Linked DNA regions of Homo sapiens: regions 1 and 2 are each linked to region 3. Evidence: read pairs that join two places in POLR2A ChIA-PET (ENCODE). Cell type or tissue: K562. All regions are shown on one strand.

What was found. Peaks named below come from ENCODE experiments on the same cell type or tissue, not always from the same donor. Only the 100,000 strongest peaks of a DNase experiment are listed, where the experiment ranks them.
Region 1: POLR2A ChIA-PET joins it to region 3 with 5 read pairs; 4 of 35 experiments call an interaction of 5 or more read pairs at or near these places.
Region 2: POLR2A ChIA-PET joins it to region 3 with 5 read pairs; 2 of 35 experiments call an interaction of 5 or more read pairs at or near these places.

Annotation. Positions count from the first base shown.
Region 1 is chr22:19,720,339-19,725,338 of GRCh38, reverse strand. SEPTIN5 (septin 5) reads right to left here. Exons shown (of 12, transcript NM_002688.6): 6 at 4,885-5,000; 7 at 4,673-4,790; 8 at 4,470-4,571; 9 at 3,603-3,699; 10 at 3,382-3,517; 11 at 3,000-3,102; 12 at 2,020-2,911. The coding sequence ends at 2,855. It overlaps GP1BB (glycoprotein Ib platelet subunit beta), which reads right to left and starts at 1,800. Exons shown (of 2, transcript NM_000407.5): 1 at 1,760-1,800; 2 at 568-1,485. The coding sequence starts at 1,769. The coding sequence ends at 875. SEPT5-GP1BB (SEPT5-GP1BB readthrough) reads right to left here. Exons shown (of 12, transcript NR_037611.1): 5 at 4,885-5,000; 6 at 4,673-4,790; 7 at 4,470-4,571; 8 at 3,603-3,699; 9 at 3,382-3,517; 10 at 3,000-3,102; 11 at 1,760-2,911; 12 at 565-1,485. RefSeq lists enhancers at 919-1,696, 1,697-2,475. In K562, CTCF peaks have their summits at 1,056, 1,479 and 1,888; DNase peaks (open chromatin) are centred at 1,088, 1,878, 2,608 and 3,038; H3K4me3 peaks cover 3,415 bases.
Region 2 is chr22:19,870,477-19,875,476 of GRCh38, reverse strand. No RefSeq gene overlaps it. Among named protein-coding and RNA genes, the nearest start is that of RTL10, 18 kb to the right of the region's middle. In K562, no CTCF peak of the experiment used is centred here; no DNase peak of the experiment used is centred here; H3K27me3 peaks cover 1,507 bases.
Region 3 is chr22:19,774,803-19,779,802 of GRCh38, reverse strand. It overlaps a transcript of TBX1 not described here. Among named protein-coding and RNA genes, the nearest start is that of TBX1, 17 kb to the right of the region's middle. RefSeq lists a silencer at 2,763-3,264. In K562, no CTCF peak of the experiment used is centred here; a DNase peak (open chromatin) is centred at 2,852.

The DNA.
Region 1 (5,000 bases), 54 kb after region 3:
TGTCCCCACAGCGTTCTCACCGTCCACAGCGTCCTCACCGCCCCGGATAGCGTCCTCACCATCCCCACAGCGCCTTCACCGCCCCCACAGCGTCCTCACCGCCCCTACAGCGTCCTCACCGCCCCCACAGCGCCCTCACTGTCCACAGCGTCCTCACTGCCCCCAGTGTCCTCACTCCACAGTGTCCTCACCGCCCCCACAGCGTCCTCACTGTCCACAGCGTCATTGTCCCCACAGCGTCCGCAGTGTCCACAGCGTCCTCACTGCCCCCAGTGTCCTTACTGTCCCCACAGCATCCCCACAGCATCCTCACTGCCCCCACAGGGTCCTCAGTGTCCCCACAACGTCCTCACTGGCCCCCACGTTATCACTTAGCATCTCTCTCATGCCTTCCCATGTGGCCTTTTGGGAGTGTGTCTGGAAGGGGAGAGGTCACCCACTGACTCCTGTCTGCCCCTGAGGTTAGGGTGGGCATGTGAGGATGTGTTTGTGTCCCCTTGAACCGCCTCCTGGGGCCTTTTCCTGAGTTTGGCGAGGGGAATTTCCAGGTCAGTCGTGCAGAGAAGACCAGATCAGAAGGGTTTATTCAGCACCAGAGTTTGGAAGGGAGACGCAGCAGGGTCTGGACCGCATTGTGCCCCATGGTCCTCCCAAGCCTGGAAGTGCGGGTTCGCCTCCCTCGGGGTAGGGTGGGCAGGAGTTCTGTCCCACGTGGTCTGGGCCTGCAGGTGGGGTGGGTCTGAGAGATTGGGCAGCGGAGGAGGCGGGGACCGGTCCAGGTTGGCGCGAGGGCCCCTCGGGCAGGGTCCTGTCGAGTTTGCAGGCCCGTGTTGCCCAGCGCCGGTTCTCTCCTCAGGACGCACCGGTTCTCTCCTCAGGACTCGTCGGTTCCGGCTCGCTCGGCCACCAGCGGGTCGGTCAGCGACAGCCGGGCTGCGGCGCGAGCGCGGGCCCGGGCCCGCAGCCTCCGCAGGCGGCACAGCAGCAGCACCAGCAGCAACGCGTGCAGCAGCCCAAGGCCCAGCAGCGCAAGCTGCGCCGCCAGCGCCCCCCAGCAGAGCGGGCCGGGAGCGCAAGCGGCGCGCAGCTCGTCCTCGGCCAGATAGGGCAGCAGGCGGCCGCGCAGCGCTGGGGGCGCCACGCAACGCAGGTCGCGGTAGGGCGCACGCTCGGGGCGGCCGGCCAGCCAGGCGCGCAGCGGCACAAGGCGGCAGTCGCAGCGCCAGGGGTTGGCGCCCAGGTGTGCGGTGCGCAGCGCGGGCAGCGCGTCCAGCAGCCCCGGCGGCAGCGCCGTCAGGTTGTTGCCGGTCAGCACCAGCTCGGTTGTGTCGACAGGGAAGGCGGTCGGCAGCGAGGCCCAAGTCAGCCCGCGGCGCCCGCAGTCCACGAGCGTCCCCGCGCAGCTACAGGGCGCCGGGCAACCTGCGGCCGGGCGGCTCGGCGGGGCCAGCAGCAGGAGCAGTAAGCTCAGCGCCCCGCGCGGCCCTGCAAGGGAAGCGCCGCAGTAAGCCGAGCGGTCGGCGGGCACCTGGGCGACATCTCTGAGTACCCAGACTGCCGGCCCGGCTCCATCCAGCCCCTGATGCCCGGCGTCCCGGTAGCCCGCCAGCCTCTCCACCCTGACCACCCCGCACGCCGGCTGGAAGTCCCCTCTAAGTCTGACCCAAGTCTCTCCCAGCTGCAGCCAAACGACCAGAGCTCCTCTCAACCCGGGTCGGCCTAGGGAGCAGCCGGGGGCCCGACCGGACTCCAGACTCACCGGAGCCCATGGCGAGAAGACGGCAGCCCGGCTTACTCTGCAGCGGGAGGCGTAGGCGGGAGAGCCGAGCGATAAGGCCGCCCCGCCCCTGCCACGCCCGCACCGACCACAGTGCTGCGGCCTGGCCAGAAATAGCCCAGAGGCCGCGCGGACGCGCGCTGCAGCGGCAGATAGCACACTATCGCCGGAGGCCGCAGGCCGCTCAGGCTTCCGCTCCCACCCGCTCTCAGGGGCACACGGAGCACTCGGACACCCGCTGCGACGTTCACCAACATTGTTCTCCTGTCACCAGGACAGGACGCGGCATTCACAACGGAAGAAAACGGAGCATCGTGTGGCGGGAAGGGATCATGCGGGTGGGAACATCGGGAGGCCTAGGCTCAGGATCCCGGCACACCACAGCGGTGCTGGGGAGAAGAGGCCTCGAGCGAGGGCAGGGGACGGCACCGAGAGTTGCCAGGAGGTGGCTCACCGCCCAGTGCCCCGGGGGCCCTCCAGGTCGGGCCGGGCTGTGGAGAAGGGGTGTAAGCGGTCACGACCCCGCTCCTTGCAGCCTCTGGCCTCCTTATGTCTGGAGGGCTCCCATTTGATTCAGCCCAACCCTGCCCGCTAGGCGTCTGGGGATAAGGGAAGACTCGGCCCGCCTCGACAGAAAATGGGGTCTCAGCACTCGCTGGGTGACCCGCGGGAGCAGGCAAAGGAGGGCTCCCAAGTCCGTTCTGCAGCACTGGGGCAGGGAACAGACCCAGGATCCTGGGAATCCTCTTCTGCCTAGCTTTGCCTGCCTGCCAGAGCAGGGCCTGCGGTTTGGGTGCTGTGACCGTCCGGGGGCGGGGGAAGGGCAAGGGAGGCGGATCTCTGAAGTCCCGCCCAACTTCGCTCCTGATCCCCCAAGGTCAGAGAGGGCCAGCTGGGCGGGGGCTACGGTCCAGGCCCCTCGGAAACAGACACAATGACCTGGGAGGGGGTGGTGCTGAGAATAAATTAGGGTCAGCTGGGGGCTGTGGCCCCGCGTCTCCGGGTCGGGAACAGTCCGGTCTGGTGTCCAGGGGTGCGAGGGCGTCCCGGAGACGGACGGTGTGTCCGCGGCGAGCGTCACTGGTCCTGCATCTGCTGCTTCATCCTCTGCAGCATCTCCTGCATGCGCCTCAGCTGCGGGCGGAGACAACCCGGCGGGTGAGCAGCACCGCGGAGGAGCATCCCTGACGCCCGCCTCCGCCGCCCCCGCCGCCCCACATACTTCCTCATCCTTCATCCTGATAAGCTTCTCAGTCTCGGCGTCCGGGGTGGGCAGCGGCAGGATCGGGATGGGGCTCTCCATGCGGCTGTCCTGGGTCAGTTTGCTGCGCGGGGCGGGGGGGAGGATGGGCGGGGCGGCGCCACCGGGAGGCTCAGCGTGGGCTGGCGATGCCTGGCCCATCCCCGCCACTGCTGAGGCCCTGCCCTCCGGAGCCCTCACAGCCCTGGACTTGGTTCTAGGGAGACCAGGCTCTGGGGGAGGGGGGGGGCTTAGGGAATGGTGCAAAGTTCAAGTCTGGGTGGGCTGACAGGACCGGCCCTCAGTTATGGAGACGTGGGCGGGGCCAGAGGGGCGAGGTCTGGCTCGCGGCTGGGGCGCGCACCTGGTCATCTGCTGGATGCAGTGCGCGCGGTAGTTCTCGTAGTGCACGTCGCACGTCACGTCCTTGAGGTCGTGCATATGCGTGCGGATGAGCATGTTGCGCAGCTTCACGAAGTCGCAATGCGCCTGGTTCTCCACTGCGGGGTGGGGGTGGGTAGTGGGCTGGCGCCGGCCCAGGACAGCCTTCCCCCACCAGACCTGGTACCCCAAGACTCTACTCACCCTCCACGATCCCCCAGGGGTACAGTCGGCCCCGGACCCGCTGCCCCTTGGCCTCCACCACCGTGTTGCTGCCTATAACGGCGAAGGGCGCGCTCTCCTGGGGGAAGGAGGGAGAAAGGCTCACACCCGGTGAGCGTAATTGCACGGTTACTGATGGGAAACGGGCATGTAACTCCCGGGGCACCCCTCCAGCATCACCATCAACTATCTCTCCTCAAAGAGATCCTGGCGTTGCCCCTTTCTGGCCTCTCTGCCCCTGGCTGGAGCCAGAGCCCATGTGGCTCACATTCCAGGGCCTTTCCAGGCTATGCCCAACCAGGCATGCTCCCTCCTCATCTCCTCCCTCATCAAGAACCACCCCCTCCAGCTGCCCCTTCCCTCCCCAGGGCTGAGCCTATGTCTCCCCATGCTGATGCCCCTGCCCTGGTGGCCACCTGCCCCTGGCATGGTCTCCATCATCACTCTAGCTGCCGGGGCACCCAAAGCCACCAACCCTGGAGCTCAGAAATCTGGGAGCCAGGGTGTGCCACTGGGGCAGCCCCTTCCTCTGGTGACCCATGGGAAGAGGGTTGGGGTTGGGGGCCTGGCCCACTGCTGCACCTCTGGATCTGGGCAAGTGCTCCATACCTGCCAAGCACCACACGGGGCCCACATGACCCACCCCAGCCAGGCAAAGACATGGTGACCTTTACCTTCTAGCCCTGGATGAAGGGGGTACAGGTCCTCTACTCCTAGAACAAATGACTCTTGCACCCAACTGGGCTGACCTGGCCCTCCTCCAGCAGGCTCAATGTGAAGGAGACAAAGCCCTCTGGTTCTGCCCCTCACCAGCTCCATCCCCCCTGCCCCACCAGTCTGCATGTTCACCTTCAGTTCCCGGTCCTGCTGCTTGAAGTCCTCATCCTCGTCCGAGTCACACTCAGGGAACTGGTATACATGGATCCCAAACTTGTCAATCTCCTCCCGGATCTGTGGTGGGGCAAGGACCATCAGATTTGAGGCCAGACAAGTCCCCCTGGTACTCTCAGCCCCAGGGCCCTGGCCAGGCCCCTGTGCGACGGCAGGCTCACCCGCTCCTTCAGCTTCCGGATCTCACTGGGGACAAGACAGTCAGCTTTGGCGATGAGAGGCACGATGTTGACCTTCTCATGCAATGCCTTCATGAAACCCACATCCACTGGCCGCAGCCTGCCGAGAGCAGCCAAGGGTGGGCATAGGCACAGCCAGGGGGCCATATTGTAGGGGCTGCACTCCCGAGCCTGGCCCCAGGACAGCCACACACCCATGCCCGAAGGGGGAGATGAAGTATAGGCAGCAGTGCACTCGGTTGTCTTGGATGTTCTTTCGGTTGAGGCCGCTCTCATCACGGAAGTACTGCTCAAACTGCTGGTCCACATA
Region 2 (5,000 bases), 96 kb before region 3:
AGGTGGGTGGGGTCTGGCCAGGCCACCAGGCCCCTCTTCAATCGTGAGTAGCTTCCATCCAGGGCAGCCCAGAGTCCGCTGGGGCCCCTTGAACCCCCGAGCACAATTCCAAGCAGCCCTGGGCAGAGGGGAGCAGACTTGCAGTGCTAGGGACCCCACTTAGGCAGGAGGCGGAGCCGCCCCACCTGCCCCACAGCTGCCTGGCCTCTGGCCTGAAGACGCCCACTGAGGGTTTTTCCTGGGACCCTCTGCCTAGGTCTCTGCACCTTGAAGCAAGAAGGGCAGCCCAGTGCCAGGGAGGCTCTTGGGAGGGGCGGCAACACCGGCTTTGTTCTGGAACAGCCCGCCAGCAGGCAGGCCCATGACAGGAGGTAGCAGGGCTGTGTGAGGCTCTCTGTCCCCGGATGTCAGTCACTTTGCCGGTTTTCCACCGTGGCCCTCCAAGTCAGCTTGTCGGCTGCGTCAGGCTAATCCTGTGCATTGAGGCTTGATGGGCTGGGGAGTGCCTGTCAGTCACTGCCGAGAGACAGCGCTGACAGCCATGGCCGGGCCCTGCATTGTGCTGGGGCTTTAGCTGTGGCTAATCGCGTGTCTTCCTTAAGAAAACATCACTTAGTCTGCCGGCCCGGAGCCGTGGATGGGACCCTGCTTGTCAGCACACAGAGGAATGCCTTTGCACCTTAATGGGCCTGCAGGAGCCCGACTTGCTGTGTGAAACGTGCGCGTGAGCTCTCAGACGCCCACTTAAGATGCCAAGTGCTGGGCCAGGCCCTCCCACAAGTGCAGCTCTAGATCAGCCGTGTCCCATTTAACACACGGCTGGTGGCATGCCTGGGCCGGATCCTGTGGGTGGGGCTCGCCTCTAGGCCTGCAAGTTTTTTTTGCCGTGGAGGCACCGCCAGGCTGGGAGGTCAGCCTACACCTGCTGCCTGGGCTCTGGGGGGTGGCTCTGGGCAGCAGCCAGGAAGGGGGCAGAGGGCCTGTGGATTCCTTGGCCCTGGGATCAGCCCCTGCCAGGGAGCATGGGGAAAGCTTGAAATGGCCTTGGTGCTTTTGTGGTGATGGAGAGGATGCAGCTGTGTGGAGCCCGCACTACACACTGGGCCGCATTCTGCCGGGAGGGCCTCTTGCCTCCCTGTCTGCCCAGCCGACCAGGAGTACCTGTTGCTGGTGGCCTGAGAGCCACCCACACGTCCATGTCCCCACTGGCCCCTCCAGGTGGTTTTCTCTGCGTGCCCCTTCTTCCCAGAACACACCGTGTACCACACACCTGCTCTCTGTGACCTCGGCTCTCCCACGCTGTGTGGCCCATTCAGCCGGCCTGCACATCCCCTAGGAGGGACCAAAACATCCACCACACACATCCCAGGCAGCCGTGGGTCCTTGGGCTCCTGCTGCACAGGGGCTCATACCCTCCTGGTAAGTGGTAGGCAGGGGTCCAGCCCAGTTTACAAGCAATGGGTGCTGCAGGTGAAGAGTGGCCACAAAGAGGCCAGCACTGCTGCCCCAGGCCCTCTCAGGGCCGGTGCTGAACTGGCAGGCACCTGGCTGCAGACCAGGCCCAGGGGACCCCGCAGGCACAGGCCATCCCCACACCTCACTACTCTGGTGGGACACTGGCCCAGAGCCCCCACCCAGGCAGCTGCACAGCCAGGGCAGGAACCAGGGCCCAGCAGGGCAATGTGGGCAAAGCGGCCGCTCTCCCGGTCTCCCTTGCCCAGCGTGGGACCGGTGTGCTGGGCCAACAGTGGTTTCGATCCTGCGTCTCCCTGGAGACGGCCCAGGGAGTGCAGGGTGGGGCCAGAGCCGGGTGCTCTCCGCCTGGCCCCGCGGCCGCCGTCCTGCCGCCTTCACATGTTTTTATGGTGCAATAAAAATATGACTTTAATTCCTCAGATTGTTCTGTGTAACCTGCAATTACCCCCGGCGACATCCTCCACACTTCTGCTGTGGCACCGGATCTCGCAAAGACGTGGGAGCAGGAGAAGTGGGCGGGGGGTGCTGCCCAGCGAGGCTGAGTGGCCCCTCTCTGCCACACCCTGCATGGGGCAGTGTCACCCTCTCCTGCCCCCAACACCCCTGAGTGACATTGGGCAGTTCCCCAGGCCCCCTGGGTGGTCCACATGCAGGGGAGGGGACACACAGTTATGGAGGGCTTCGAGGGCCACAGCGGGGCAGCAGGGGAGGGCAGGGCCTGGCAGGGCTCTGAGGAGTGGACAGGGGGTACAGCAGGGGTCATCAGCTCAAGGGGAGGGGTAACTGAGATGCTCAGACTGCAGCCCCCTCCCTGAGCATGCTGCACCCTTGCTTGGCCCTAGCCTCACTTGGCAGCCATCGGGCACCTCGGCCCTGCTCTCCTGGCCGTGAGGTGACCTTAGTGCTGGCTAGGCCCTCAGGCAGGGCTGCCCCTGTGAGAGCAGCAGCGTCAGGTGGGGCTGCAGTTTGGTGGGGCTGCAGTTGAGAGCACCTGTTTCCTGGCCTCGGGTTTGGGCTCCTCCCACAGGGTCTTGGCACATGAGCTCACCTCGGCTGACACCTGCTTGCCTTACCTGGCCCACGGCCACTCCAGCCCCAGTGCAGCAGCTTGGAGGTGCCGCCAGTGCCTGGGCACTGGGCCCTGGTCCCCTCCCCAGGTTGAAGCAGGACCCAGAGGCAGGCCTGAGGCCCCCACCTACCCCTCACACACTGGGCAAGAACTGGAGGTGACCCAAGACCTTTAATGAGGGATGCCCTGAGGTGGCTGGGCAGTGTGCTCATCGGGGCAGGGCCATGAGGCCACACTAACCCCTCCAGGCCCTATTGAGGCTCCAGGTGCCTGGGCCACCTCGGGTTGAGGCTCCATCCTAGTGGCGTCACCGCCCCATGCTCACATCCCTCCCCAAGAGAGCACAGGTTGGCACCTGGCTTCAGTGGGTGGCATGAGAAGCGTGTTGGTGTCTGCGTTGGGCTGGTGGGTGGGGGCCACTCCTGCCTCCCAGAGCTCAGAGCCACCTGAGCCTCCTGGTCTCGGTCCCAGGCTGCTGCCCCACCCCGTGTCCCTCTGGGAGCCACTTCTCCTCCCCAGGGTCCCTGAGTGCCCCTGTCCTGGGCAAGAGATCCTCCCGCCCAGCCTGATGAGACCTGCTGGCCTCTGCCCACCTGCCCTCACTCATCGCCACTTCCCACCCTTGGGCCTAGTCAGGGTCCAGGAGGGTTGGTGTGGGTCATTCATTGCCAGACACGGGGATCCCCACCCTCTGGAGCAGGAAGCAGCAGGGGGTCTACACCCAAGGCCAGCGGGCCAGCATCAGTGGCCAGGGCAGGTGGTGCAGCCCCTACAGGTATTAAGGCCCAGGCACAGGGCGCCCCATCAGGAAGCATCTCCCTCTGAACTGCCTCTCCATCCAGATGGGCCTGGGCCAGGTCTTACTCTTGGGCAGTAGAGGAAGATGCCCTCTCCTGGCCCCAAATGCACAGGCTGTGGACCTCCCAGCCCATGTGGGGGCCTCAGCCCAACTCACATGGGGCGAAGACTAGAATGGGAGTGTGCTGGGGTGGTGTCCCTCTCCACAACCCAGCTACCCCCCACCTGGGACTGCTCTAGCAGGGCCTGGACGTGGGCCCCCATGCCACCAGGGACCCCGCAGCCCATCCACCCAGCACCTTGGCCCCTACTTTTGCCTGCTTGGCCAGGCCAGAGAGCCAGCCAGCTGCTGAGAGAGACTTCCAGATCCCACTCCCTGGGCTTCCATGGAGCCCTAGGCAGCAGCCCCACGCCCGTCCTGGTAGGGCCACTGGCCCACAAGACCCCTCCCATGGGCCCCCAGGCTGCGTCCTTGGGCTAGCCCACCTCTGTCTCCCTGGCCCTCCCCTCCCCAGCCCTCCCAGCGGAAGCCCAGAGCTCAACAGAGCCTGGCACGGGAGCATCCTATGCCCAGCCTGGTCTCCTTCCTCTACCACCATCTTCGAGCTGGGCTCTCTGGCTGGGCACTGCATGGCCCTGCAAGCTGCCTGAGGTTCTTCCTGGACCAGGCAGGGGCATAAAGAGGTACACGCTGGCGTCCTGGCTGCCACCCCGAGCAGAAGGCAGGCAGGGAGGAACTGGCTCCGTGTGCTCCCATGTCCCTCTGCGCCCGGGCTGAGGGGCCTCCCCCCTGTGCTTGGGGCTTCTGGGCTGTGCTCTTCCAGGCAGGATCCAGTGCTCCAGTGCTGTGCAGATCCCAGCTCTGCTGTGCCCCTGCCCAGACCAGGTCCCACGGGGCCGGCTGCAGGGAGCCGAGCTGCTGGTGGGCTAGTGAAGGAAGGAGCTCAGGGTTGGGGGCAGGCGGGCAAGGGCCTGTCCAGCCACAACCTGGAATGTTCAGCTTGGGAAATAGCTGGACAGAAGATTCTTCAACAGGCAAGAGCTGCCACGAGACTGATAACCCAGGAAATGGATGTGATGCAGCCCCGACGGGGTTCTGGGAGGCAGAGTGTGGGAGGGATGGGACCCCGGACACCTGGGCGCTCCTTGGGCCTCACCTGCAGCAGCCCCCTGAGCGTCAGCCACAGGGCCCACCTCCAAGCCCGGCAGGCGTGGCTGGCATCATCGATTTCTGTTCCCAGAATCCACCATGCAGGGTGAAGTTTGGCCAAGAGTTGAGGACTTGCCACAGACACCCTGCGCTCCGTCAGGCGGTGACAGCATCCAGCTCGGGCTGGCACTACGGGTCGTCAGGGAATACAGGCGACAGCAGCCGAGACTGCCTGCACTGGCCAGGAGTGGAGGACGACAACCCACACGGTGCCTACGCCCTGCGGCCAAGTCCATGCACTAAATGCCAGTGATTGCTGCTGTCAACACCCTGGATGGGTCTTCTGGGCAACCCTGGGAGAGAGAGGCAAGACTGTGGGCCCATTTTCCAGATACTGCTCCTTAATCCCTGCACACTTGATCATGGGAACCGTCAGGGCTGCAGCTTCAGACCTGGGCCTGGTGCCCGTGGGCCCTTGGTGCTGTCCTGCAGATGCAGCCGAGCCTC
Region 3 (5,000 bases):
AGAACGCGATAGAGAAAAGCACAGCTACTGCTTTCAGAACCAGTTTGAGGGAATCATCCTCATAGTGTGTGGGTGTCTGTACTGAGGTGTTTAAGGCATTTTTGGATCAGATATGTTAAGCTTGTAGTTTCCATTAAATATTTAGAAGTGTTTATAATGAGTTTACAGTCAATGTTTAAATGTCAGGAGAAATTTACTTTGTTTTATCCAACAAGTTTTGATTTATCAACTGGGAGTGTGACTCTATGGAGAAGTATTTATTACAAAACATGCACTTTATTCATATTGGAATTTACTGAACAAGTCACTGTTTTTTTAATTTTGGAAATTTCAAACATGAACCAAAGTGAAGGGAAACACGACAACTCCATGTGCCCATGGCCCGGCCTCAGCATTCAACAAAGACGGTCACCTGCGGTCCTCCCAGCCACCAGGCCCTGGGTATTGAAGGGTTGGCACTCTGCGGGGCAGGGGAGCCCCAGGTTCACACAGCCACCTGCATCCCTCAGAAGCTCCACTTCTCTCTCTGGTGTGTTCCTAGACGTCTCAGCTTTCACTTCCTTGTCCTTCAGGACATGTCCACCTGGGTGACAACCCCATCCAATGAGAGTGGATGAAGTACCATGTCAGAGGTGCCTCTCTTTTCTTGCAGATCAGACTGCACAAATGTCCAGTGTCTGAACCGCATGGAAGGGCAGGACAGGACTGCATCTCCCAACGAGCCGAGCCGCCCACAGGACACAGACACAGACACGGCCTCCACAGCCACACCAGGTCCCACCTCAGCCCAGCACAGGCCTTTCCCACAGTCAGTGACCCCAAGGAAAGACGTCGGATCAGGGAACCAGATCTCCCCCTTACCTACTTTTATTTATTTTATTTGTTTGAGACGGAGTCTTATTGTTGCCTAGGCTGGAGTGCAGTGGTGCAATCTCAGCTCACTGCAACCTCCACCTCCCAAGTTCAAGCAGTTATCCTGCCTCAGCCTCCCAAGTAGCTGGGATTACAGGCACCTGCCGCCACGTCCAGCTAACTTTTATATTTTTAGTAGAGATGGGGTTTCAAAGGGGCTGGACACGGTGGCTCATGCCTACAATCCCAGAACTTTGGGAGGCTGAGGCAGGCGGATCATTTGAGCCCAGGAGTTTGAGATCAGCCTGCCCAACATGGTGAAGCCCCGTCTCTACTGAAAATACAAAAATTAGCCAGGCATGGTGGCGCATGCCTGTAATCCCAGCTATTTGGGAGGCTGAGGCAGGAGGATTGCTTGAGCCCAGGAGGTGGAGTTTGCAGTGAGCTGAGACTACGCCATTGCACTCCAGCCTGGGCAACCAGAACGAAACTCCGTCTCAAAAAAAAAAAAGAAGAAGAAAAGAAAGAAAGAAAAGAAATAAGGAGCAATGGCCAGGTGCAGTGGCTCACACCTATAATCCCAGTGCTTTGGAGGGCAAAAGCGGGAGGATCACTTGAGCTCAGGAGTTTGTGACCAGCCTGGGCAACATAGTGAGACCCCCATCTCTAACAACAACAACAACATCAAAAAAGCCAGGTGTGGTGGCACACACCTGTAGTCCTAGCTGTTCGGGAGACTGAGGAGGAAGGTTTGCTTGAGACTGGGAGGTTGAGGCTGCAGTGAGCCTTGATCACGATGCCACTGCACTCCAGCCTGGGTGACAGAGCAAGATCCTGTCTCTTGAAATGAGCAGGAATGTGCTGTTTTACTAGTTAAGAGTAATAAATCCTGGTTGGGTGTGGTGGCTCACGCCTGTAATCCCAGCACTTTGAGAGGCCAAGGCAAGAGGATCACTTGAGCTCAGGAGTTCGAGACCAGCCTGAGCAACATGGCAAAATCCCATCTCCACAAAAAACTTAAAAATTAGCCGGGCATGGTGGTGCGTGCCTGTGTTCCCAGCTACATGGGAGGTTGAGGTAAGAGGATCACTTGAGCCTAGGAGGTCAAGGCTGCCGTGAGCCATGATCATACCACTGCACTCCAGGCTGGGGGGCAGAGGGAGACCCTGTCTCAAAAAAAAAAAAAAAAAAATTAAGAGTAACAACACACCCTGAACCTGTGCCCAGCACACTGAAACCCAGTGAAAGGGGCTGAGAGAGGATGGAGAGGGGGAGACGAAAAGGACCGATACCCAGAATGGGTCAAAACAGACGAGAAGGCATGGGAAAGGCCAGCACGCTCTTTATAAGAGTAGAACTCAGCCACCCCATTACTGGGTATATACCCAAAGGATTATAAATCATGCTGCTATAAAGACACATGCACACGTATGTTTATTGCAGCACTATTCACAATAGCAAAGACTTGGAACCAACCCAAATGTCCAACAACGATAGACTGGATTAAGAAAATGTGGCACATATACACCATGGAATACTATGCAGCCATAAAAAATGAAGAGCTCATGTCCTTCATAGGGACATGGATGAAACTGGAAACCATCATTCTCAGCAAACTATCGCAAGGACAAAAAACCAAACACCGCATGTTCTCACTCATAGGTGGGAATTGAACAATGAGAACACACGGACACAGGAAGGGGAACATCACACTCCGGGGACTGTTGTGGGGTAGGGGGAGGGGGAGGGATAGCATTAGGAGACATACCTAATGCTAAATGACGAGTTAATAGGTGCAGCACACCAACATGGCACATGTATACATATGTAACAAACCTGCATGTTGTGCACATGTACCCTAAAACAGTATAATAATAATTAAATTATATTAAATTAAAATTTTTTAAAAAAACCTTAATGTTCAATAACATGCGCCCTCTGTAGCGTATGGGATTGAGCGTTACCCAGGAAGCTCCTCCCACCCCGTGTGCTGGCCCTTCCTGCCTGCACTGGCTGATCTGTGTTCTGTACTGTGGTTTTGCCTTTTCCCAGACAGCTTATAAACAGAGCCACGCGGCACGGCACCTCCCGAGCCTGCTTCCTTCCCTCCGTGAGATAAAGTCAAGACTCATCCAGGTTGCCTGCATCTGTAGGTCGCTGCTTTTCATCCACTCATTGGCAGAGGCACATGCGGGTAGTGTGCTGGCTCTGAGTTGGTGGCTGGCATGGACGTCGGCTACCAGCCTCTGCTTCCATCCCTTGAGGGTAGGCGTGCTCTCTTGAAGTCTTGCCCACCCAGACTGATCACATGCGGTTCTGCTTTTCAGGCCCAGTGGCTGCCCTTGAGACATGACCCCTCCCTCCCTGAGTGGGAGACCCAGCTCCTAAGCAGGGCAAGCAGGCCTGGCCCTGGGGTGGCCCGAGGTCCCCTGCACCCATCTCCGAGGTGATCCTGCCTCTGAAGAGCCCTCCACCCCGTGCAGGCCCCTGGGTGTTAGCTGTCCCTGCTGGAACATGAGCTCTTCTAGAGCAGGCACTGTGTGTCTTGCATTCATGGGATGGACACTTTGGCACTTTTGCCTTACCCTCCCACCCCCAGTGAGGGAGGACTGGGCCTTCCTGGAGCAAGGGGCCACACGTCTTCCTCCTGAGGAGCTAGGATCCTAAGGAAAGCTATAGAGCACCATATTGGGTAGGGACAGAGAAACCACCCCTGAGAGAGAGGGAGACCACGGGCAGACACGGAGCCACGAGCACAGGCCCCAGAGCTGGGGTGGACACGGGCCACAGCACTGCCTGTCCCTGGGGAAGCCGCTGGGACTTCCAGGTGGTTTCAGGGGCACTAGCAGCCATGGGTGGTGAGAACTCCCTCCCACCTGTGCCCACGTGGCTTACACCTTCCACTCGGGAGCCGGTGGGACTTGCCTGGGGCCCGAGCACTTGGAGGGGCCACCTCCAGGGATGGCTCCGGTAACCCTCCGTCTCCCTGCAAGGCTGTCACCAGCCTTCTGATGCCCAGCCCTCTCCAGCACAGCCTGGCAGCCACCCTCGAAGCCCACCTCACAGCAGCCAGACCCCTCAGGCTCCAGGCGAGCACTCCAGGCCATGCGGCCTCACTGGGGAGTCTGGGCCCACTTGGGCAGGGGGAGGAGTGCGGAGAGGGCCCTGGGGCACCGCTTCATGCCAGGTGGGACTTGGGAGCTCCTGGCCTCAGAATATTCGGGGCCCCACCACTAGCTCCTTCAGACAGGGTGCGGCCATGTGGGAAGACCTCGCCACAGCAGCCCCATGGCTCCGGACCTGTGGTTCCGAGCGTGCATTGCAGGAGGTGAAAAGCATACCCCACCTCCACCCACCAGATGCCAGAAGCACCCCCACCCAGTGTCCCAGGCACTGTCAAACACCCCAGGGGGCAAGACTGCTCCTGTTAAAAAACCACCGCTTTAGAGGCAGGTAGGGAATTGGTCAATCCAAGATGGATAGCAGTGGCTTTTGCAAACTGTGGATGATCTAGGATTTTTAAATTGTTAAACATACATTTAAAAACACAAATTTTGGCTGGGCGCAGCGCCTCACTCCTGTAATCCCAGCACTTTGGGAGGCTGAGGTGGGCGGATCACCTGAGGTCAGGAGTTCGAGACCAGCCTGGCCAACATGGTGAAACCCCGTCTCTACTAAAAATAGAAAAAATTAGCTGGGTGTGTTGGCAGGTGCCTGTAATCCCAGCTACTTGGGAGGCTGAGGCAGGAGAATCGCTTGAACCCAGGAGGTAAAGGTTGCAGTGAGCCAAGATCGCGCCACTGTACTCCAGCCTAGGTGACAAGGGAGAAACTCTGTTTCAAAAACATAAAAACCAAAAAACCCACAAATTTGGCCAGGTGTGGTGGCTCACACCTATAATCCCAGCACTTTGGGAGGCCGAGGTGGAAGGAGAGCCTGAACCCGAGTTCGAGGCTAGCCTGGGCAACACAGTGACACCCTGTCTCTACAAAAAATAAAGAATGTGCCATTGTGACCATGTTGAAGTACACAATTCAGTGGCATTGTGTATTCCCGATGCTGTGCGTCCACCTCCAGATGAACGCAAAATGGAACCTCTGTCCCCACTAGACGCCAACTCCCCATTCCTCTCCCCCAGTCCCTAACAA